Linked DNA regions of Mus musculus: all the other regions are linked to region 2. Evidence: chromatin loops called from intact Hi-C (ENCODE). Cell type or tissue: left cerebral cortex. All regions are shown on one strand. Links, peaks and the distances in the headings refer to the core of each region. The heading gives the core; the rest is flanking DNA.

The links. A loop is a pair of places that touch in the nucleus more often than their neighbours do. Peaks named below come from ENCODE experiments on the same cell type or tissue, not always from the same donor. Only the 100,000 strongest peaks of a DNase experiment are listed, where the experiment ranks them.
Region 1: it touches region 2 in a loop (8-fold over the local background); 40 of 42 quality-filtered maps call a loop at or near these places.
Region 3: it touches region 2 in a loop (2.7-fold over the local background); 6 of 42 quality-filtered maps call a loop at or near these places.

Annotation. Positions count from the first base shown.
Region 1 is chr6:87,318,850-87,326,932 of GRCm38, forward strand. The region is part of intron 1 of Antxr1 (anthrax toxin receptor 1); the gene reads right to left. It overlaps Gm34090 (a long non-coding RNA gene), which reads right to left. Exons shown (of 2, transcript XR_001785289.1): 2 at 4,218-8,083. Among named protein-coding and RNA genes, the nearest start is that of Gm34090, 9.1 kb to the right of the region's middle. In left cerebral cortex, for the core only: a CTCF peak has its summit at 4,746; DNase peaks (open chromatin) are centred at 1,787 and 4,740.
Region 2 is chr6:87,098,132-87,106,214 of GRCm38, forward strand. It overlaps D6Ertd527e (DNA segment, Chr 6, ERATO Doi 527, expressed), which reads left to right and starts at 6,615. Exons shown (of 2, transcript NM_001167937.1): 1 at 6,615-6,711. The coding sequence starts at 6,695. In left cerebral cortex, for the core only: CTCF peaks have their summits at 3,323 (motif pointing right) and 3,629 (motif pointing right); DNase peaks (open chromatin) are centred at 1,596, 2,011, 2,282, 3,291 and 3 more places; H3K4me3 peaks cover 484 bases; H3K27ac peaks cover 795 bases.
Region 3 is chr6:87,232,111-87,240,193 of GRCm38, forward strand. All of the region lies in intron 12 of Antxr1 (anthrax toxin receptor 1), which reads right to left. The region is part of intron 3 of Gm38851 (a long non-coding RNA gene); the gene reads left to right. Among named protein-coding and RNA genes, the nearest start is that of Gm38851, 13 kb to the left of the region's middle. In left cerebral cortex, for the core only: a CTCF peak has its summit at 4,278 (motif pointing left); a DNase peak (open chromatin) is centred at 6,185.

The DNA of each region.
Region 1 (8,083 bases), core at 1,654-6,653, 220 kb after region 2:
GGGCACCGGTCCCAACCACACAGGCACACACCCAGAAGGCCGGCCGGCCTTGGTAATGATATTCTTTGCACATCCCTATGGGTTTCAGATGTCTCCTTAGTTCAGGGTGAGTGGGGGGGGGTGTCAGTCAACTTTATCTATGAAGAGCCAGACAGTAATATTTTAGTCCCCCTTGGTACTGAAGAGTGGGCAGGACTTAGGGTCTCCACGTCAACAACTCTTTTTTTTTTTTTTTAAGTATAAAAGCAACATTGAGCCCTAACAAATGAGCATGATGGTGCTACAACAAAATTTTATTTAGAAAAACAGAGACTCAGCCATAGTTTGCCAACCTCTGTCCTAGACGGCCACTTCTTCCATTCTGGGTCTTTCTAATTTTTTAAAAAATATATTGTCCTGTCTTCCTCATGGCATGCTGACACAAGAGCCATAACTATCATCCTTATAGCTGAAGTTTGAGGTACTTTGCTGCTCATTCCCAGTTCTTTGTTGCTGAGCATGTGGGTGGGAAACCTTGTGCCTTGGGATACATGAGGCACTCTCTGTGAACTAATACATAGTGCATGGGCATTTAAAAGGAAAGTTTATTCTCTAAGGGGTATCGGGTTTAGGATATATTTATTAAGTCAGCCTCATTAATTATTATTCATATCCTCTCTGTCTCAGAATGTGTAAGTATCCAGAGACATCTTGCAGAGTCAGCGTAGATGATACCATGGTTTCCACTGTCACATGGAAGCTGTCATGGCACACTCTGTAGGGGTCGACACACCATGCTGCCCATGGCTTTATTAGGGCTCGGGATCCTATTAGTTTACCACACTGTTATTTTGTTGCTTTTTGAAATTTAGAACTCAAGGTGTGCATTCAAATTTTGCAGGAAGTTTTGTCCATGATCATTCTGCCTTCAGTTGATACGTCGGGTGGGTCGCCTCCTAAACAGACTGAGAAGGTCTCCATTCTTGCCTGCTTCGGTGAGAGTTTAGTACAGAAACCTCCCAGCCCTTGAGGACAGGACAGACTGCATGAGCCAGTGTGTCCAGAACCAAAGGACCCCTCTCTCCCAGTCGGCCTCAGGAAATGCAGTGTCTGAAAGGTAGGACATCTCTCCTGAAGGGAACTTGGGGGTAGGGGTGTGGGGGGAGGACCTATAACAGGAGGTGATTATCATCAAAATCCAGGGTGTTTTAGATCACCCATGACCCAGCAGGTGGGTCTGGGAGGAAGAGGGTGGAGCAAGAAGCTAACAGCATTTTCTAGCTTAAGTAAATGCATTAAGGGAAATTTTGGTTATTTTACACAACAGTGTGTTTTCTCCTATAAAAAATCAACCAAGTCTTAACTTTTGCTCCATAATCATATTGACAACCTTGTTAGGGCCATTACATACTTCTCTCTGTGAGTTTTTGTTTTTACATCTTGTTTTAAGTGTATTTTCCATTTTGGTACCAATCTTTTCACATAATCTTTTTAGTAGGGCCCACAGATGGCACATATTTTGAAATTGGCATGTCCGAGGCTAGGTGAGGGATTTAAAAGGCACATTTATTCAAGATCTATAATTACTGAGGTTTTTTTTTTTTAGAGCAATCAATGTTGCAGAATAAAAAATATAATGCCATTCTGAGTCTTACTTTTGAGGGGGAGTAAAGAAATCTTTTTTTTTTTGAAGAACATAGAATTTTCTACTTACTCATATGTTTTAAGAATTTTCTAAGATCATGTAATTTGAGAGCCATTTAAAAATTAATTTGGCAGAGGTGCTTGGTGATTCATTTAGACAGAAGCAGCCGATCTCTCTTTAGCTCAGGGAAATCATCTTCTGTCGTATTTATTTACTTATTTTTGTGCCCTTCATAAATGTTTCCTCTTCCTAGAAATTTATCTCTCTCTCTCTCTCTCTCTCTCTCTCTCTCTCTCTCTCTCTCTCTCTCTCACACACACACACACACACACACACACACACACACAGTGGGTGCACTGTTAGCAGTCTAAGCTTCTCCCTCACATTTTTAGTCTCTGAATACTTCCTGTTCTTGGAAGAGTTTCTCCAGCTTTCTTTAGATGAGCTGACCCTACTTTGGGCGCTTCTCAGCAATGTGGGCATTATTTCCAAGGACTTTAATATTTAGCGGGGTATAAGCTTCTCACTGGAAGACTTCACATTTTCTTTCTCATAGACGGTTCTTGTTTGTCAGTGCAGTTATCGACTGGACATTGAAAATATCAGCGAGACGCTTGTTTCCTTAAAAGGTTTCAGCAGCTGTGCTGTTACTTATTGTTTAGTTTGTTAGTTGGGTCTGGCTGTTTGCGTCTGGCTGTACAGCCCAGACGGGCCTAGAATTCTCCATCCTCCTGGCACAGCCTTCTGAGAGCTACAATCACAGCTATACACCCCACCACCAGAAACACTCCTTTTACGCAACAAACATCACAGTTTAAATGTTTCTGTAAATCTTGATTCATGCTTTGGATGATTTTCATTAAAAACAACAACAATAACAACAACAACAAGGAACCACTCCCCTTTCTAGAACAATCTGTAGCTATCTGAAAATGCTTTGATGTTTTCTTCAGTTACAAGTGACAGCAACAAAATGGTTTTATCCATTATAAAAGATGCATTTTAGCAATCACATTTTTTGCACTGAATGTTTCAAAGCCCTTGTAGGTAGCATGTGTTTTCTTTCTTCTTCTTCTTTTTTTTTGTCTTGAAAATTAATTTCTAACTAGAAAAAAAGTCTAGGTATTAGATTCATCCAATAAATATTGAGTTTTGATTCTTAGTTGAGGGACCTATCCAATCCATATTTTCAGGCTTTCTTTAAGTAGAAGAGTTGTCTTCTAGTGTCTTTAAATGACCTGTCCAGGCTGCACATCAGCACTGAGGAGCATGTGGCGCTCTGGGTGACCATTGCTGTCACCCTTAGCATCTTCCCCTAACTGCATCTATCTTCTTTTGGAACTATGACTTCCCACCACGCCTTTACAGTGTCACTGTCTACATGGCCAACTCTGCCTCTCACTACTTCCTGAGTGCCTCTAACTACTGCCTTGCTTTATACTTTATCGTCCTAGGTCCCTTGCTTTCCACTTCATATTTTACCTCCCGTTTCACAAGTTCTTGTTTTATTTTCTTTGTCAGATGGAGCTAACCAACGTTCACTTCCTACTTTTGCCTCAGCGATTTTATTTAATCGCTTATCTTAAGGTGTCAAAAAAATCTTTAGGCCCCATCTTCATCCTTGAACAGGAAGTGTAGCTGAACTCCAAAGTAAAACAAACGACTGTACACCAGTTTGACTGTGTGTATCCTCTTAAGCTTTCAAGCTCCTCCAAGAAGTTAACACAGGGAATGTGATTGGTCTTGATGGGCTAATGTGAACAACGTCTGTCAGGCTAGGGAGAATTGAGGGTGGACTTGCCTCTTGACCTTCACTGTTGATACAAGAAAAAAATCCATCCTAGCAAGGTTTGTTGGTTGGTTCTGGACATATTCACACCACTCCTGCATTCTCTCTTGTTTTCTTGGTCTCTACCCAAGGCTCCCTCATGCTCTATCTGGCCTCCTTTTGGGACCCTATTGCAGCCACATAATCAAAGCCAAAAGCCTCGCATTTCCCTGGAGTCCATGCTGGATAGGACCATAGTCTTAAAGATGCCCGGGTTATTTCCCCTGTGGTATGTCTGCCCCCCGCTCTCCTGCACAGGTGCTCTGCGCAGGGATAGCACAATGAGGCATGTAGCCTCCAAGGGAGTCTTGTCCAACCAGGTCCCATTCTTCACTACTTCTTACTTCAAATTTATTTCCTGCTTTGTTCAAGAAGCTCCTTGAAAGTATTTTTCTAATTTTTTTCCCTTAAACTTGGCAACAGGCTTGAAAACAGACCCTGGCTGACCTCTTTCACACTCCGCCCATCTGCCCTGTTTCTCCTATTAATTTCCTACTAGCTTTGTGTGTCACCATCCCTTGGCTGTGATGTAGGCTCTCTAGTCACCTCCCAAGACCTCTGGTGGGAGAATGGGGCACATCTCGGTGATGGCGAGACAGGGTGGGGTGAAGCTGTCTGTATTTGGCTTCCTTTCCTGAAGTCACAAGCTTTCTTCCCTTTCTCGAATTTCATTGAGTTCATCAGATCGATACCTTTTAGCTTTTGCTCTTATGATGCCCCCAGATAACACTTCTAAGAGCCATTCATGTCTTCCTTTCTTTTTTCTTTTTTTTTAAAGTATTACATTTGCTTCTCTGAGGGAGCACACATGTGCCACAGTGCAAGAGTGGAGATCAGCAGACAGCTTGCAGGAGCTGGTTCTACCCTACCACGAGTCCCAAGGAACAAAATCATTCTTAATGTTAGGCTGTCAGGCTGGACAATGAGCACCGCTGGATCTTCTCCCGGCCTTGATGCCTTTGTTTCTTTTTAAACATCTTCTCTGTCTTCATCTTCTCGAGCTTCTTTACAAAATATCATTCAGTCAGTCAGTCAGCCACACATACCTGGTCTGCTTTTTGGAATTGACAGGCTAATAACTAAGATTCCTCCTGTACTGAGTATTTACTAAGCAGCAGGCGCTGTGCTTGGGATTCACTGCCATTAAAGTTAGCACTCTGAGTGTGGCCAGCTCCGCTATCTCTGCCCTACTCAGTGATCTGTACATTTCCTGGACCATGATTTTGCTCCAAACCCTAAGACCTTAGCATTTAACCCCATGCTCATGATGGCTATGCAATACTGCCTCCCCATGGTGGGGTTAGGAAATGGACAATTGCAGTTCATGGTGAGGAACTTAACACAGTTGAGGATAGCAGAATTTCCATATATTGATATGGAAATAATGGAGTGGGGCTCCTGGGTAAGGCTTAAAATTGGGTCATTTAAAGGGCTGACTGTTGCCCACTTTAACAGAACAGAAGGTAGAAGATCAGTTACAGTTTGTCTTTAATCTGTTCTCTCTTTGATGACAGTTAACAATCACAATCACCCTAAAATTGAAAAGCCAAATGGAGCCAGTTTTGAGAGACAAAGAGGAAGCTATTAATTATACTAGGACAGCAAAAACCACACCAGGCCTCTCCTGGGCAAGCCAGGATGTTTGGTCACCTTGGTAACAAGGATCCCTAGCATCCCACAAGTGCTCAGTGATGTATCTCACTTTGCCCTGTTTGTTGTTTGACTGCTGGAGTGCTATGGCTCCAACTGGGATTGGCACACTCTCTTCTTAACTGCTTTCCAGCGTCATCTGTGAAGATGTACTTGTTTTTATGGGAGGGGTGACAGCAGATGGATCAAGATGCTGCTCATAAACTTTGCCATCCCTGGAGGCCCTTTGTACTCTAGTGGGGTTGTCCGCCAATGAGCACTGGAGGGCAATGGAAAAGATAAAGTGTGGGTAGAGAGGTTTCCTGACAAACACTAAGCATGCTTCCTTTCCATATATGTTCTGGACCACACCGCTGCTGTCAGAGGGCAGGATTTGTTTGGGCTTGAGAGACTCTAAACAAGAGAAAGATTTTTAAGTCAAGATGCAATGCAGAGGGGTGGAGGTTCTTAATTATTTGGGGGAGTGTATATGAAGCCCACAGCTAATGCCTTAAGATAAGTGGGCATGACTTAGGTGGAGATAGAGTGGATAACCGCTCCGCAGCTGAAGGGTGTGACTTAGCTGTGGAACCCACAGCCATTTCATTGTAAGGTTAAAAGGTATAGGATGTGGTAAGAAATGGAACCTGGGGACTACATGGTGACTACGGCAGTAAAAGTCCCTGGTATTTTACCAAAGCATTCACACTTGGTCATGAGAGAGCTTTACTCTGTTCAGAGTGTGTCTGAGAGGTGGGGCTTAGGGAAGTCAGTGTCAAGATTAGATGTGTGTCAAAAAACAAAACCCAAACCAAACCAAACCAAACCAAACCAAACCAACCAACTAACCAACCAACCAACCAACCAACAAACAGATTGACTTAGTGCTAGAGTTCCAAGAGACAGGTTAGATGAGGTACAAAAAGAGGTCAATTTGGGCAAGATTTCATTCTACTGGTAAAAATGGTGGAGACCTGAGCTAAGGTGATGGCCATGTGGAGAATGGGCAGACCTGGCTTATGAGACACATCACCCTCTGATACCAAAGGCACAGGAAGAGATGAGTTTCGAGGCAAATGTCCCAGATGATCACCCTTCACCTGACTCACCCCTCTGCTTCCCAGTGATACAGCCTTGTACCGCCCCTCTCCCCACTGCCCTGCCATGCCCAGACGAATATGAGTACCATTTCTTCTTTTCCTAGACAACTATTGACAGTCCCTCTGGATTGGACCTTGGCCATCTTCTTCTTCAAACTCCACCTCTTCCTGACATCTTAAGTCTTTATATTAGTATCTTTAGTCTTTATATTAACTATTATCTGCACCCACATCAATAGCTGCCCTTGGGCTAACAATATTCAAAGCTTTATTTTCAGCCCTAAGGCTCCAGGGAAGCCGCCTGCTCAGCGTCTCCACCCAAATGCCCTACATGTTCAGACTCTCCCCGTCCGTCCATGACAAGATTCTCTTGCTTTCTGAAACTTGCTTCTTCACACACAGCCTGCCAACTACTCAAGTCTTGCTCCTCAAAACAAAAAGTTTTCAGTTTCCCTTATTCTTTTGTCTCTACAAAAACAGGCAATCGATATATATATCCAATAGAGACATACACTGGCTGCCATGTTCTCAGAAACTCCCAATCTTAAAAAAAAAAGAAATTAATCACTAATCTCCAAAGTTACTGCAGGAGGGATAGAATGCAAATTCTTTCTAAGGCCTTTCCCTGTCACACCCAAAGGGTAGAGTATGTGCCACTTGGCTTTCTTGTACATTGCTTTTTTGAACGTCTGACAAGATCTCGCTCAATTGCCATATTCCTGGTCCAAAGTGAAAGCCCCTCTCCTATCAACCACACGATTCCACTAGCAGTCTCTCTTGTGTTGTCTGCTCCATGGAAACCTGAGCTCCCTGAGAACAGGACATATCTTGGGCTCTACAATTCCTAAGGCTTAGCATAGTTTCATAAATACTGAATTGAAATGACGCACCCCTGAGCCAGGAGAGATGGCACATGCCTGTGAACCCCAGGACCCCTAGCACTTCACAGAAGTTGGAGTGCCAGGAGTTGAAGTGCCAGCTTGGGTTACATGAGTTCCTGTCACAACACACACACACACACACACACACAGAGAGAGAGAGAGAGAGAGAGAGAGAGAGAGAGAGAGAGAATGGGAGAGGAAAAGAGGAAAAAGTGGAGGAAGGGGGAAGAGGAAGAAAAATAAACAGATATGATATGCCCCTTATCCTGGCCAGATGATCTCATTGCTTGGAAGATAGGGAGGAATCACTTGTTAGAGGACCACAGCATTTCTCTTGGGTTAGTTGTCACCAACAGCACCATGACCACTGATGTCATCATCACTGTTGTCCACCATGACCATTATCACCCCATCACTGCCAGCATCATGACTGCCATCATCTCTTTCACCAGCACCATTATGATCATCCCTGTCACCATCAGCCACTACGACAATCATCCCATTATCATTATCACCAACTCTGTAACCACAGCCTTTGTTATGAACTGTCACTACTACTATCACCATTCCTGTCATTATCATCACCACCATCACTCCACCACTTTCAACTCTCTCACCACTATCTCTCATATCTCCATATCACCACCATCATCCTTATCACCAGCAACATCAGCACCTCCATCTTTATCACTCATCATCTGGTATGCATTTGCCAAATGCTGGTGAAAGATTTTAATCTTTAGAACATTTCTGTGAGAATAAATTTTAATGCCCATTTTATTAAGAGAGCAAACCAAGCTTCAGAGAGATTAACTGATTTAATATCCCAAGCTCATAATGTTTGGTCAAACATTGAGTTTGAAACTGGAGTTTTCTGATTCTACATTGGCCTTCATAACCCCTATGAGTGAGGCTTGGTTTTCCCCTATCCTGCACGAAGCACACATGGTTCCTTCTGGAGTCTTGATGGGAAAGGAGCCAAGGTAGTGAGCATCATGGCTGGTCTGTGTGTGCACAACAT
Region 2 (8,083 bases), core at 1,162-6,161:
GGGGTAGGCATCTGAGAGGGCAGGCCTGCTGCTTTATTAAGAACTTTAAAAACATTTAAAAAGAGAGCAAAATCTATAGCAAGTCAAATAAGAAAAACAGAGAAACCCCCAAGTCTGACCAAATGTGGTAAACAATGATAACTTGATTTATTGCAGCAGCAGCAGCATCTGTGGGTCTGATTTCATGCCAGGTCATTTCCCTGGTATCTCTGAGCCATCTTTCATGCTCAGCTATAACTCTCCCACTTTATGTGCTTGAAAGTATCCATCCATTGACTTTCTGTTACCAAGGCTCCCACCCTTTAGAGGGTTGGACCATGGAGCGCAATGTGGCAAACACTGAAGTGGGACGCGCCATAGGAAAATAATCTGCTGTCAATTTACTTTCCTCTTGGAGCCGAGCAGCCCTTTCCTTTGCTGCTGGGTCCCAGCTCTTCTCTGCTCCATCAGATGGCCAGAGGGTGGCTGCCATTCTTATATTCTTTTTGTTTTGTTTTGTTTTATCTTTTTTTGGAATTTATTTTTTATCTTTTTGAGTATTTATTTCATTGACATTTCCAATGCTATCCCAAAAGTCCCCCACATGCTCCCCTACCCACTCCCCTACCCACCCACTCCCACTTCTTGGCCCTGGTGTTCCCCTGTACTGAGGCATATAAAGTTTGCACGACCAATGGGCCTATCTTTCCAATGATGGCCGACTAGGCCATCTTCTGATTCATATGCAGCTAGAGACACAAGCTCCGGGGGTGGTATTGGTTAGTTCATATTGTTGTTCCACCTATAGGATTGCAGATCCCTTCAGCTCCTTGGGTACTTTCTCTAGCTCCTCCATTGGGGGCTTATATTCTTTAGTGTCTCAGGGAATCACTGTGTGGGGATAAGGGTCTAGACATGCATCCAACATGGCTACCTCATGGGCAGTCATGTATAGTGGACATAGTCCTAAGAGGAGCCATCATATCCTGGCCATTGGATGGGTGCTGGGTTCTCTGCATGGCAGGGGCATCTGAGTACAGTTTAAGTTTACCACTGGGAAAAAAAATGCCAGCATGGCAGAGGGCACAGAGTGTGATCCACAGAGATGGGAGGTACTTTTTGGGGCTGCTTCACACCATCAAGGGCTTGGCTTCTGGAGGGTTCAACACCAATGGAAACACAGGACATTGATGCTGATAGGCCAGGCTGCCTGGGAAGTGGATTCTTGTCAGTACCACATCTACTCTCTGCCCCCTGCCCTCCCTCCCTCCCTCCCCAGAGTCCTCAGGATAATGTGTAGGAGGCTCATAGCCTTTGTGAGCAGGTGGGAGGAGAAAGACTGAGAGGGGAAAGGGGTCACTGCGGGTCACATGCTAATGCTATTCCATCGACCCTGAGAGCTTGTGAGGTCCAAGGAAACTCGGGCTACATAAAATCAAAACTTTTTAAAAAGGAGAGGCACACTGTAATTGGCAGACAGAGTGTGTCTTTGTGTGTGTTTGTGTATGTGAGAAATGACTTTCATTTAGAAAATTTGGCAGTAGTTTCCACTGCGTCCCTAGGACTTTTAAAATGATATTTTCTGGGCTCGGAAAGCAGGCAGGCAAATCATGGAATCTTGGCTTCGACATTTCTAATGTAGGCAAGCAGAGAGAAAGGCGGCCATAATTTGGCTTTGAGGCTTCTATGGGTTGCAGAGCAAACCAGGCAATGTTACCATGGCAACACTTCTACTGTTTATAAAAACAAAGTTTTTTTTTCCTGACAAGCATACTTCATATTTAATAAACCTCAGTCCACAGGGGCCTCTTCACGCCATTTTAACTTGGGAAGAATTTTATTATTGCAGTTGCTTTCTGACACCAAAACACTTGAAACTGGAGTGTTAAGTACTGATAGCTAGAAGGGGAGAGTAAGAGGCGCTTGGTGGGAGTGGGGTGGGCGATGGCCAAGCAACATGCAAACACAAAGCAGGCCTTTCACAGAGCTGGAGTCTGCTGGGCTGCCCCCCAAGTGAGCATTCACAAATAGAGATTTCTCCTTGGATTCGGTTCATGTTCTAGTCAAAACCTGTATTCCACTCACCCATCTCCCTCCCAGGCTCTGCAGCCTTCATGGGGCACTGTTTAGGGGTGAACCCCCTCCCCATTTTAAGCCCTGACTGGTTATCTGTGAAGTTTTAAATGCCAGTGTGTGAGAGGGCTCCTTAGAACACTCTCCTACTGAATGGAAGCAGAGGAGCTCTGAGATGGGTTCTTGTAGCTAAAAAGGGTTTCTTTTTGGATCATAAAGCTGGAGAAGGCACAGGAAGATCCAGGGGCCAGAGGATCCAGCTTTGGCATCCACGCATCCTGAGTGCCCCAGATTCTGCTCTGGCTGGCACTGTTACTACATCCAACTCCAGTCTCTAGAAGGACAGTTCTCTTATGCCAGTTCTGGGGATCGGGGCCTCACAGGCTGGGTAAGTGCCCTGCCTGTAAACTACACATTCCACAGTTTTAGAAATTTAGGTTCTGAGTGGAGTGCTTTTCGGCGTCCTTGACCTGGGAACTTAGAAAGTGGCCAGAAACTTCAACAGCTGGAGTAAACACATTTGCATTTTGTCCAGAAGCTGGGAGTATCCTACTGCCCTCCCAAGGTCTTTGTCTTCTGGGACCCCTAGGCCCTTGGGAAGTTGTGAGGGCCCATTTCTAAGTACAGGCATTGCATTATCCAAAGAAGCCACTCCTGTGGTCACAGTCCTTTAGGGAAGACAGGGCCGGAATACCGTGACGTCACTCATCGCTCTTCTCATTTATGGTCAGTCAACACTTCATCATTAACTGGAAAGACTGTTGCTTTAAGATGTCAAAATAGATGACCCTTATAAATCTTACGGGTAGGTTAGTCTAAGTGGCCAATCTGAGAACCACACGGAAGCGGTTTGCCTGAGGATCTGAGGCGCCTCCAGGGAAGGTGCTTGCCTATAGGAAGCAAGCACTGCTACCCCCTTGTCTAGCCACTGTCACTGTGTGAGGAAAGGGCAGTAATGGAGCTGCGACAATGTTGCTCAGACCTGAGCTTTAGAAAAGAGAGAAGGGGCAGAGACCGGTAGGGGGTGGGGAGGGAGTACTCCAACACTCCTGTTTGAACTGTACCCGAGGTTTCAGCAACCGCAGTTCTCCAGGTGTGGCGGACCCAGAAAAATGCTATTTTCTGGATTCTTGGGGCCCTCTTGTACTTACTGCTCAGGGAGTATGGCCATGAAGAGGGCTTCAGGAAGGGACAGCTTGGAGCTTCTTTCACGGAAAGTTGGTCAGCAGGGGGCAGCACCCTACCAGTCCTGGAAACCACGGAGGGGGACAGAGCCCCCTGATCTCAGTGGGTAGCATCCCTTGAAAGAGCTGGGACGCCAAGACAATCCAGGGCAGGAAGACCCACCTGGAAGGAACCCTGGCTAGCATCAGGGGCTGCAGACCCGGCTAAGAACACAGCCTGCGCCCCCTGCTCCTCTCCTCGGACCTTCTTCCTGTAGGGAGAGACAACGCTGTCCCCACATCCCAACTCGCCTGTAGCCTCCTTTACCTGTATGAGAACTGTAGGTTCCCTTAAGAGGGTCCTGGGCTCCCACAGCCTTGCTCAGTTAAGGTTCTTGATGTCCCTGGGGACCAAGAGCTGCAGGGAGCACATGGCCGCAAGGGGGCGCCCGAACCTGCAAGACCTACATTGTGACATTTTCTTACACTTATGAAAAGTGTTATTTCATATACATTGTCTTTATCATCCTTTTCCACTGTCTTCCCCCTCCTCTAATTATCCCAGCTTCTGTTTTCCCCTCCAAAACTAAATACATTCCAGACAGTTTCTGTTCATAATTTAAACCTACTCCAGAATTTGTCTTTTTCTGAGAAAATCATCTTGCATAGAAGCAAAGGCCCACCTTGGGTTCCCTGCAGGACACTGTGAAGCCATATCGTCCCTCGATGTAGAAGTTGTGGGCAGACGTGAATGCCATAGAGGTAGGGGGAGGGGGCACACCTTCTTTGCGGTTGGTGACTTCCAAGTCACCCTCCCCTTGGAAGGCCCCACCCCTGGCTCAGAGCAGTCCAAGTTCTCTGAGCACAGAGGCCCAGCAGTCTATAGGTCCTGCTGTCTCCACCCAGCTCTGAGCAGAAACTGTACCTGGACCCAGGCCCTTCCCTCCCTGCTCTGTGGGTTTCTCTCTGTCTCTGTAACTGAAGCAGGAGGTGACTATTACCCAGGAGAATCTGGCTTTCTGTGGAAGAGGAGCAGCTGCAAGCTGGCTACTAAAGTCCTAGGTGTTGGAGCTCCCTCGCAGCAGCCAGCACAGGCCCCCTCCTTCCTCTTTGTGCTCGACCCTTGCATGTTATGGATCAGAGGTTTCTTTGGACTGACTTTGGGAGGAGAGCCCAGGACACCAGCTGCAGTGTCCTCTGACTGCCGTGTATCTGACACCTGACTGACACTTCCTAAGGCTTTGGAGATCAAGAGCTGAAGGCAAGACCGAGAGCCTCTTGCACGTATTTTTCTCAGTCTTTGTTCTCACCACGCTTTTTTTTTTTTTTTCTGGCTTCTAGTCCTTTTGGCATCCGGAGAATAGCTGAAGTCAGGGAGGCTGGGACAGTTCCCAGTCCACAGTCCATTAGGGACCCACAAAGAATGTTGATGACTCTGAGGTAAGCAGGCTGCCTGCCCTAGAGCTCTGGTGTGTGTGTGTGTGTGTGTGTGTGTGTGTGTGTGTGTGTGTGACAAGTGCCTGCTTCTCCATGAATGATGGTGATGGAGAGAAAGGCCAGATTCTTCCATCCTCACCTTCTGATGGATTCTGAGTAGTAGCAGTGGTCTACTTCCTGAGGTTAGGAGCCATGGTCTCAGGTGTAGCTCTGTCTCCTGGCCTTGAGGGCTGGGAACTGTGCATCTGCATGGGGAAGGGTCCCTTTCCACCCCCCACCATTATTCAGAGCTTGTGTCTGCACACAACATCCACAATCAGGGTCCACATGGCCTCACAGTGTCCTGCAGGGATCCCAAGCTGCAGCTTTGCTTTATGCAAGATAGTTTTCCCAGGAAAAGGCAAGCCTGATTCTGGGGTGTGGTTTAAGTTATAGACACAGCCTGTCTGGAACCTTCTCATACAGTGTATGTAGTTTCAAAAGTTCTCTGTGCTCAGGCCCCACAGCCAGAGCATGGCTGTACTTGAGCCTCCCTGGTCACAGCTGTCTTCCGTTCCCCACACCTGGGCTTGTAAAGCATTGCCTTCTCCTTAAGCCTCATTCCACCATCTGTACCCACCTCCAATTCACATAGGAGTGGGAGCTCCCAGCCCCCACCCCACCTCATTCCACCATCTGTATCCCACCTCCAATTCACATAGGAGTGGTAGCTCCTAGCCCCCACCCCACCTCATTCCACCATCTGTATCCCACCTCCAATTCACATAGGAGTGGTAGCTCCCAGCCCCCATCCCCCATCCTTCCATGTCACACTGGAGAAGGCTTGTGCCCCAAACCTGTCTCTCTGAAGGGTGTCTGCATAGGAGGGAGGCTTCTGGAAAGTCTCTGGCTCTAATCTTGCTTGTCACCTGTTGCTTGCTCTGCAGGGAGCTGCCATGCTGGGTGCTCCACAGACTTTAAAACCGAGCTAGGAAGGGTGCTGAGTAGCAAGTGCTTGCCCAGCCACCTAGGGCCTTAGACTCAGTCCTGAGTGCAAAACTAACCAGCCAACCAGCCAGTCAACCAACCAGCCAATCAACCAACCAGCCAACCAACCAACCAACCAACCAACCAACCAACCAGCCAGTCAGCCAGCCAGCTAGCCAGTCAACCAGCCAACCAACCAACCAGCTAGCCAGCCAGCCAGCCAGCCAGCCAGCCAGCCAGCCAAATACTGACTTTCAGTTTCCAAACTTGGGATAGTTGTCACACAAATCTATAGATCCCTCACAGGATGGGAACCATATCTACTGATTACCCACTCTGAAAACTTCTGGAAAAAACCTGGGATTTCCCTAAGAAATTACCACCTTTAAAAAGGTGATTTTAAAATATTTTTATGTTTCGTCTGTCTGTCCATCTGTCCGTCCATCCATTCGTCCATCCATCCATCCATCTGCCCATCCTGTTGGTGTGTGTGTGTGTGTGCCCTGTGAGGGCTGTGAGCATGGAGGACGGAGGTTTCAGATAGCCAGAATCTGAGCTGTTGCAAGCAGCTGTGAGTCACATGACTCGGGAAAACAACCTATCTTTAGGGTGTTTAGTTACACAGGACCATCCTGACACTCAAGAGACACGGTCATCAGGATGTAACTGTAGTTATCTCACTTCAAACTCTTCATCTGTTAAGACATTTTGTTCTTTATGACAAGACCTGAGGATTTCACGGTACCTTGCCGGGCTGTTTAATCAGGAATCCGCTTGGAGTTGTCCCCTAAAACCTCTGTGCTGGCTAGGCTCTGTGTCAACTTGACACAGGCAAAAGTCATCTCAGAAGAGGGAACCTCAGTTGAGAAAACTGCTCACCAGATTGGGCAAGGCTGCAGCACATTTTCTTGATTGATGATTGATGTGGGAGGGCTCATCTGACCCCTGGGCAGGTGGTCCTGGATGGCATAAGAAAGCCGCCTGAGCAAGCCAGGAGGAGCAAGCCTGTAACAAGTTCCTCCGTGGGCTCTGCATTGGTTCCTGCCTCTAGGAACCTCCTGCCCTGACTTCTCTGGATGATGGACTACAAGTTGTAAGATGAAATAAACCCTTTCTTCCCCAAGTTGTTTTTGGTGATGGGGTTTTACCACAGCACAAGAATCCTAACTAACACAAACAGCCCTCTCTGTCAGCGGCACCATTTGTCTCTCTTCTTACCCCGTGGTTGGTTGGCTATCCCAGTAGTGCAGTTCCAGTTGACAATCTGCCTTTTTGCAGCAGAGGCAGCAATACTTCTTCCTGGTCCCTCCAACTTCCTGCTTTTCCTCCTCCTCGAGATGAGCCATCCTGGGTCTGCCCAGGCTCTGTTGCCTTGGCCCCACTCATGGGCTGGTCTGCAACAGTTGCCACAGTATTTCTCTTGTGAGCCTCAGCTTGCAGTTCCAGATTCACTTGCCAGGGTGAAGACCATTATGGGTCTGCCATCTTTCTCTGAATTATGTTGCCATTTTGCCCGTGTTTTTGGTGATGTCAGTTGTGACATCACTGGAGCTGTGGACTCGGGGTGTCTCCTTGGGCTTCTTGCGACAGTGGGTGCTGGCACTGTGGTGGTGGTGGTGGTGTGCCAAGACACCAGCTGAAGAGCTGGGGGCACAGAATGGCTGAGTACCATCGTAGGGAGACCTGCTGCTCAAGGCAGTGCATAGCAGTGTTGCCTCCAGACTCCGGCTTGGGAGATAGCTGTTTGGATTCCCTTATGCTTCTCTGACCTTCCCTCACAGAACGGTCCTCTAACTCCGTAGCACGCCCACCCTGGAATGCATCCTCCCACCTTTCCCCTTCAGTGTACCCTCTATGGGACAGGGTTTAGGTTTTGCTCTCTCTGCATAGTCCTTCCTAAGCCCAGACTCTCCTTGTTTTGCACTGTCCCAGGTCAGCTTCTGGCTGATGAGTCTCCTGGTTCCATTGGTTTGTTTTGGGACAGTGTTAAGCACATGCTCCTCTCCTGGGCTCACTTTAAGGAAAACCATCTGTCAGAATAAACCATAACTCTCCTCATCTGTGGGGAGAATCTATTCCTTACAGACCCTACCATGGCCTTACTAGTTTCTTTGCCCATCGACTGACCTCCCTTGCAGCCTCCTCTTTCCTGACTTTCTGACCACACATCTCTGCTCTTTTATTCCATGATGTTTATAGAACATAATTTTAATACTTTCAACTGTTAATATTCAACAAATAGAATAATTATTTTAGGACATATGTCTCCCTTTTCATTTCTGATTTTATTATTTGGATACTGTCTTTGTGCCCTCTGCATAATCTGGCTAAGGGTGTATCTATCCTGTTGATTTTCTCAAAGAACTAGTTCCTGGTTTTGTTGATTCTTTGTATAGTTCTTTTTTTTTTCTATTTGGTTGATTTCAGCCCTGAGTTTGATTATTTACTGCTGTCTACTCCTCTTG
Region 3 (8,083 bases), core at 1,654-6,653, 130 kb after region 2:
AAACTGTACAGTTTTGCCAGCCCAGTCACCGATCTGATGCCAAATCTCTGCCAAGCTGCCAGCTACCTGTGCTTGAGTAGAACTGGGTTAGAGACCTCCTGCACCTAAATCAGGCAATGACAGATGCTTTTTTAAAAGCCAGCCAGCAGCTGCCTCTCATCCGTTCAATCCTTGCATCTCCACACCTGCTTTAGAAGGGCCCTTTCTCTCTGTGCCAGATGCTCCATATTTGATGCCCCTGTGTGCAGTTTACTGAAAGGCAGGGCACACTTCCACTGCCATGCCCTGTACATGCTGTCTATGGCTTCCCTTTGCCCAGACTCCACATTCTGTCACAGAATACCTCTCAAGGCACGCCCCCTGCACTCCCTTCCCCCACCTATGCCATCCTTCCAGTGCAGAGCTCCCGCTACTCATCCACATGATATGAGGTTTAAGGAGAGGGGTGGGCATGGGAGAGAGCTGGGCAAGAGGTGAAGTGTTCTGCTGTAGAAATCTGTAGGGGAGGCCAGAGCTTGTGCCCTGGTCTTACCTTCTTTGGCATTTATAAGGGCCTCCTTCCTGCGGGGGGGTTTGAGTTTTACTCATAGGCAAGCTGTCTGTGTGTTCTGACGTGTTCTCTTAGTGTTTCTGGAACAAGCTGTCTGGCTTGGCTTTGCAGGAAGGGCCACTGAGAGGCTGGACAGGAACCCCAGATGCTAGTCTTTAGGATGAAGGGGGGGATTTTGCAGGTCCTATGACCTATTGTACCCCAAACTGTACAATCTTTACCTTTAGGGTGTCTTTCCCACCGGAGCATTTGTGTCATAGCTTCGGAGGGCAAGGGCTGGCTATTGTTCCCAGAGTCTCACTCTGACCACCTGCCCACAGTACTGGTTTTCCACACAGTGGTCCTAATACGATATCACTGGTTCTGTTTGCTATGATGGCCTCTTCCCTGGGTTAAGTTCCCTCACAGGATGCTCTGTGTTGGTAGCTGCAGTATGGATTATTCATCACGAAGATAGACTTTGATGAATGTTTTGATTGATAGACTGTTTACTTGACCTTGGAAAACAGAAGGAAAAATGTCTTCTCTGATTTGCACTCTGAAGAGCGCACCAGCCTTTTTTTATTATGTTGGAAGACAAGCTTGCCTCTCAGCCCAGGCTGCTGGACTCACTCCCTACCCAGCTGGCTGGTGAAACTGAAGAACTTTTGGCAATGGTGGCTATGCCAGGCATCTGTTTACCTAGAGAGCTGTCTGACCGTGAAACCAACCACATCTGTGTGTTCCCAAGTTCCTTTAAATCTATTGGTAACAGATCTGAATCGACAGAGGCAGTGAGCCTGGGTGGTGGCACTGGGCAGAACTCCTCAGGTGATGCTGCGTGGTGGTCCCTGCCCTTTCTGTAGCCCATACGGGCAGCCAGTGTGGCCTCTGATTGGCACACCCCTCTGTAATCAGCCTCAGCAAGACAGATCGTCTCTCTCTCAGGCCAATTCCTATAGTTATATCAGTGAGAGGGTTCTAAAAGGGACACACGGTATATAGGCTTTGCATGGAAGGCAGTGGGGTTCAGACATGAATGGATGAGGTGTGAATCAAGAAAAGAACTACTTCTTTCTCTCTCTCTCTCTCTCTCTCTCTCTTTCTTTTTTTTTTTTTTTTTTTTGAGACAGGGTTTCTCTGTATAGCCCTGGCTGCCCTGGAACTCACTTTGCAGACCAGGCTGGCCTCAAACTCAGAAATCTACCTGCCTCTGCCTCCCAAGTGCTGGGATTAAAGGCATGTGCCACCACACCCGGCTGAGAAGAACTATTTCTTAAATGGATTTTAGTGACTTTTCTCTTTTTAAATTTAGGTGGCTATGAAGGTAAGGATCTTTTCTGGTAAAGATTTACGTGGCTAGCTTGTTAAAGATGTAGATTCCTGGGCTAATTCTGATTCTTAGAGTTTTCCAGCCATTGTACTACGGACACTCTGAGACAGATAATTCTTTACAGGGGTCGAGGTATTGAAGATCTTTCCCAGTCTCTCTCTCTCCGACACACACACACACATACACAAATATATATATTTATAGAAAAAAATACCAAGATTTATGAAGAACGGTCTGGACTCAGGATGAAATGATGAAGAATTTGGGGGAGTGCCCACCAGATGCCTCTGCAAATTGAGGCACTTGCTACCAATCCTGTCCACCTGAGTTTGATCTTGGGACATATATGGTAGAAGGGGAGAACTGTCTCTTACATATCCCCCCCCCACATTAATATGTAACTATAATAAAAATAATTTAAAAAGAAACATTAATAAAAATTCATGGAGAACCAGCTGGGAGCTGGGACATATCCATAGAAAGGAAGCAGAGATCCAGTGCCTAAAGGTGAACTGTAGCATAGTCACCTGTGGTATGAACTGTAGCACAGGCACCTGTGGTGTGAACTGTAGCACAGCCACCTGTGGTGTGAACCTGTGGTGTGAACTGTAGCACAGCCACCTGTGGTGTGAACTGTAGCATAGCCACCTGTGGTGTGAAGTGTAGCATAGTCACCTGTGGTGTGAACTGTAGCACAGCCACCTGTGGTGTGAACTGTAGCACAGCCACCTGTGGTGTGAACTGTAGCACAGCCACCCGTGGTGTGAACTGTAGCATAGCTACCTATAGTGTAAACTTTAGCATAGCCACCTGTGGAGTGAAGTGTAGCATAGCCACCTGTGGTGTGAAGTGTAGCATAGTCACCTGTGGTGTGAACTGTAGCACAGCCACCTGTGGTGTGAACTGTAGCACAGCCACCTGTGGTGTGAACTGTAGCACAGCCACCCGTGGTATGAACTGTAGCATAGCTACCTATAGTGTAAACTTTAGCATAGCCACCTGTGGAGTGAAGTGTAGCATAGCCACCTGCGGTGTGAACTGTGTAGCACAGCCACCTGTAGTATGAAGTATAGCATAGCCACCTGTGGTGTGAACTGTAGCACAGCCACCTGTGGTGCCACTACTGGAGGGGACACAGATGTCACCTGCATGGCAGGGATTTCAAAGGTAGCAGAAGCATGCCTGACCTAACAAACTCGGCTTTCCCATGCTTCCAGAAGCCTGACTATTGGCCTAAGGCTACTGCTTACTTTATTCTGAGTGCTAATGCACCCAGGAAACATTTTTATACCAAAGGAGCAACGGAAGACCAGAAGACTGCAGCCCAGCCTTGGTTGACTTATCAGTAAACTGAATTTATTGCTTTCCTGCCCCCTGGTTACCCTGGAAACAACATCTTCAAAGATTTTCCACCCTTATCCTAGCAGTCAGACTTATTATGCCCTAAGAGGAGCCTCTTTATAGGGTAGGCATGTAGCTGCCATGGGAGATGTGCAACAGATCCTGTAAGGGGCAGAGAGCTATGTCAATAAACCAACGAGGCCATCATTCATTGATAGAGAGCTATGCCTTCTAGTCCCTGTAAGTACTTACCATTCCTTCAATTAGGGCCATGTAATATGAGGTCTGAGAACAGCTAGATTGCCTGCTCTCCACAGTGGTGGGATGGCTTTTTGTTTATTTTTTTAAAAACATACTCTCATATAGTATATAATGGCCTTGAACTCACAATGTAGCTGAGAATGATGTTGAAGCCCAGTTCTAGGGCCTCAGACTCCAGGGCTAGAACAGCAGGTGTGCATCACCATGCCTGACTTTGGAGCTAGGGCTTCTCACTCAATAGCCTGAATTAATCCCTCCATTATTCCGTAACCACAGTACATCATGCCTACAATACTCAGGGTTCCTTGCTTTGATGCCTCATGCTGGAGTCATTGAATTTTTATCTTCATTCAAAAAAAATTTTATCTGACCAATGACATCACATGTTTTTAAAAAAAATTATTGGTTTTTTTTTTTGGCTAGGCTTATTTTCACATAAATTAGGGAGAAAATAGAAGCGCATTCTCTGTTTATTTCGTGGTTAATTAGACTTAGAGCCTTAGGTAGAACCTTATGTTCCCTTCCTTTCTTTGAAGATTGTGATTTTTTACAATCCTGCAAGAAATGTAAACAAACCCTCACCAGGCGCTCTCAGTTAACCCGCAGTGAGAGTCTGGTGCCATGTCACTTACTGCGTGACAGAACCAAGGGTGGGTACACGTCACGTCCCGGAGAGGAGCAGTTGTAAAGTTGAGAAATGGCCTCAATCAAAAGGCAGCAGGCTTGGAAACAGATGTGATTCGCAGATCTGCAGGGGTCCTGAGCCCTTGCAAAGGCTGCCCTCCTCTGGGCAGAGCCTCTGCTCATTATGTCCCTGCACTTATCGGATATTTTTTTTTTTTAAAGATCACTTTGTGGCATTACCTCCTCCACAGACAGTTTATGGCTCTTTCTGGCCCCCTCCTCTCTGAAATCTTACAGACTTTACACCTGATTCAGGCAACCCGTTCTCTCTGAATACATCCGTGTGTGGGCATGACAGAGCCCAGAGGATACCCGCTGGTGCCATTTCTCAGGTGCTGTCTGCTTCACTCTTTTTGAAAGTGCTTCTCATCCGAGGCACCTGGAACTCTCTAAGTAGGCCAAGCTGGCTGGTGAGTGAGCCAAGGATCTGCCTGTCCCAATCTCTGCACACTGGAGTGTGCACTACCATGCCTGGCTATTTTTTTAGGTGGGTTGAGATCAAACTCAGGCACTGACGGAGTGAGCTATCTCCAGCCTCCCTGTTCTTTAGACATCCTTCAGCCTGGTGGGCCCCTTCCGTCAACAGCAACTTTGCAGATTGTTAACAGGACACTGGATATTCAGTAGCTGTTTAAGAAAATTGGTTGAACAACTTCCCGAATTTTGTCCTCTTTGGGTAAAACATGATAGACTTGTAAAATACCTATTTAAAGGAAGATAATCTTCAATGAAAGCTCCTCAAGGCCCTAAACTGGACTTGCTTTGTACTGAACCAAATCAGAGACGGCTCTCATCCCGAGGCTATAGTCTGGGAAGGAAAGGGTGCAGGCCGGGCAGCCCAGCCTGCGTGTGTTGGAAACCCTGGGGAAAGGGGGTTGAGTATTGACACTCTCTATAGCCAGGCAGCTCTGCAACCTTTACCCTGAGTATAGGAATCTTTTCGTGCTTAAGTGGAAAAAAATCTCTGTCTTGTAAATCTGCATGGAATTTCTACTTCTGGCCAGGGCAGCAGTTTTTCACCGTGGCTCTTGGACACACTTGGGACACACTTGTCCACATGGGCACTGAATAAAGTGAGAAAAGTCTTAGCTTCATATTTTAAAATGAGTTTTGCTTCCAGGTGATGGGCTGGGCAGGCTGGGACTGGCACAGACAGGACTAACCCTTTGCTTAGGCCCCGGGGAGCCTTTCTAATCTAAAAACCACATCCTCTGGACAAACACTAGCCTGAGACTTCAAGTCACCTCTGGATGACCACGCCTTCCACCTTCCACAGAACCTCTGCTTTGCCCCAGGAAGTTTCAGTGTTTAATTAGAGTTTCTGCTTGGGACCTGACGGGGAGTAGAGCTCTGTGTTTGAGCTGGGAGGGTTTTTTTGCCATCTTCTTTGTCTCCTAACCACTGAAGTGTGGCTGAGTGATAGTGTGTATACCATGGTTGTGTCTTTTCATCAGGGTCCCTCCGTTACTCTGGGACCCAGGTTAGGGGACCTGATTCTCTAGAGAGAATCAGTTAGTTCAAACTGTATGTGTAACTGAGGTTGACATTGAATTGAAGATCCTACTGCCTAAGCCTCCAATGGGCTGGGCTTACAGGCATGCACTGTCACATCCAGCTCCCTCAAAAGTTTTGTTTAAGCCTCCATTATAAAACACTTATTGAGTGCTGATTAACTGCCAGGCCTTCTGCATGGTGCAGAGAGCATTTGTGTAATGCTCCTACTAGTGCCAGCAAAGCAAACTCTTAGTGTCTTCTTTTTCTTGGTTAGGAAAGAGAAGTACAGGAGAGATGAATAACCCAGACATGGCTATACAAACAGTAACCAGCAAAGTGATGTCCTAATTTCTCCTCACCCCCAGGTCTCCTCCTCTTCCTGATTTCTTCCTGCCAACTTGTGGTCATGCCATCCACAAGCTCTGGCCTTTGGGGATGTCTCAAGTTCTATATCCAATGTTTTAGGAGACTCCTCAGCCACTGGTTCAACACAGAACCTTTTTCCATAGCCAAGCTGCTCCTATCATTTGCCATCTGCCCACAGAGTGAGCTTTCAAATGCAAGTTAGATCTTGCAGCTCTCCTCCTCCAAAGCCCACGTGCTCACATCCTCCATCCTCGGCCACCCCACTGACTGTGGCTTCCTCATCTAGCCCACAGCTACCCTTCTCACTCCACCTCAGATGCCTCGGGGTCTTAACATTAGGGATTTGGGGTTTGGAAACTTCCACCCTCCTCACCCCTTCTATGGTCCCATAGCTAACTTCCTCACTATCCAGGGCTCTACTCAGATGACCCCTGTTTACACTGGAGCCCACTCACTGAGGTACCAAACCCTCTCATTTAGTTTTTCCCTATCACATAGATTATTTTTTAATACAGTGCAGAATCATTCCTTATGTTTACTGTTCACTCTGTAGCCTCCATCCTCTGTCTACTGGTGCGTCCTAAGTGCCCAGGAGGGAATATCTTGTGATCAATGACTTTGTTAAGTAGGTGAATGAATGGGCTTGTATATCAATTCTTAGGGTGGCAATAATTTTCTTATAGACTAATAGAATAAATATTCTGTAATTTCTTATAGAATAATAGAATAATGTCAAGTGTAAAGGAATGTATTGGGAGATGATTTTAATCAAGAGTCTGTTGAACAGGAGACTTGGTATCATAATCAGACAGAGGTCATTTGAGGAGGAAATGGAGGCTGGAGTGAGATACAGTGGGAATTACTTAAACTCTGCAGCACGTTGGTTGGTAAGGCTACCCTTTCCTCTTCAGAGACACCAATTTATGTTTGTAGCCTTGTATTTTCATATCCCAAGCTTGGTCCAAAGACTGTTCACTTTCCAACCTCCCTTGCCCTTATGGACCCAAGAGTAGTAACTTTTTGTCTATGGTGTGGTCAGACATTCGGGTCCACGCTGCTGGAGCACTAGGAGACTGGAAGGACTCTAGACCCAAGGTCTTAGGTTTGGGTATGTTAATCATTTCCTGTAGGTTGACTGGTTCTAAAAGAGTCAGCTCCCAAGTTCCAGTAGAAGGCATTTTGCTGCCCCCGCACAGCTATCAAATTTGGTAGTGTAATGCTCAGATAGCCAGAAAGGATGGTTGACCAGATGTCCGAGCAAAGACCATTTCTAAGTAGTGACACTCCTCTATGACAACCTTAGTCATTTTGGTCAAGTGAACATTTCCCTTCGTCTAGTCCAGTTACACCGGCTTATTACCACACAGGATGGAGAATGCTTATAAGGAGGTATTAGGAAGGAAAGGCACGTCCACCATGAAACTTGGCTTCCTGTGCATTTATAGCGTAAAACAGTTTTGCTTTGTTTGGCTTCAGGACACAACTGCTATCTCTCATCTACCCATGACAATGCTAAGGACATGATACCAATTACTAAAGAGTTCTAGCCACATGCTTCTCAATGGCTAACCAGGAAAGACCTTTGTAAATACACCCACTGAGCACCCCCATTGCAAGGAAGAGCTAGAGGAGAACAAGCACTCAGTTAGCAAAAAAAATATCCAAATAAAGGTGGTGCTACAAATACCCCGATTACGGGATGGATTCTTTAGATGAGTGAGCAGAGCCCCAGCTGCCCAGATAGGCTGAGCTCTGAGACAGTGACCCTGGTTAGAAGGGACTTCATAGGCCAGGTGTTCCCAGTTGAGTCCTCCTTTCCCTGAATCACCTTCTCAGAATGCCTTGGGATCACCAACATGAGGCTCATGCTTGGCCACCGTATCGTGAGGTGAAGCTGCCAAGCACATACACTCCCTCTTTTTTAAGCATATATTTTTGATTTACTGGCATCACATTTTAAAACAAAACAGTTTCTGAGGTGACTTTAGGGGTAGTCAGAAATGAAAACTTCCTGACAGGAGGGATCCCTGTGGTAGGAGCCAGCAGAGGCTGTTTTGTGTCATCAGGGCAAGGCC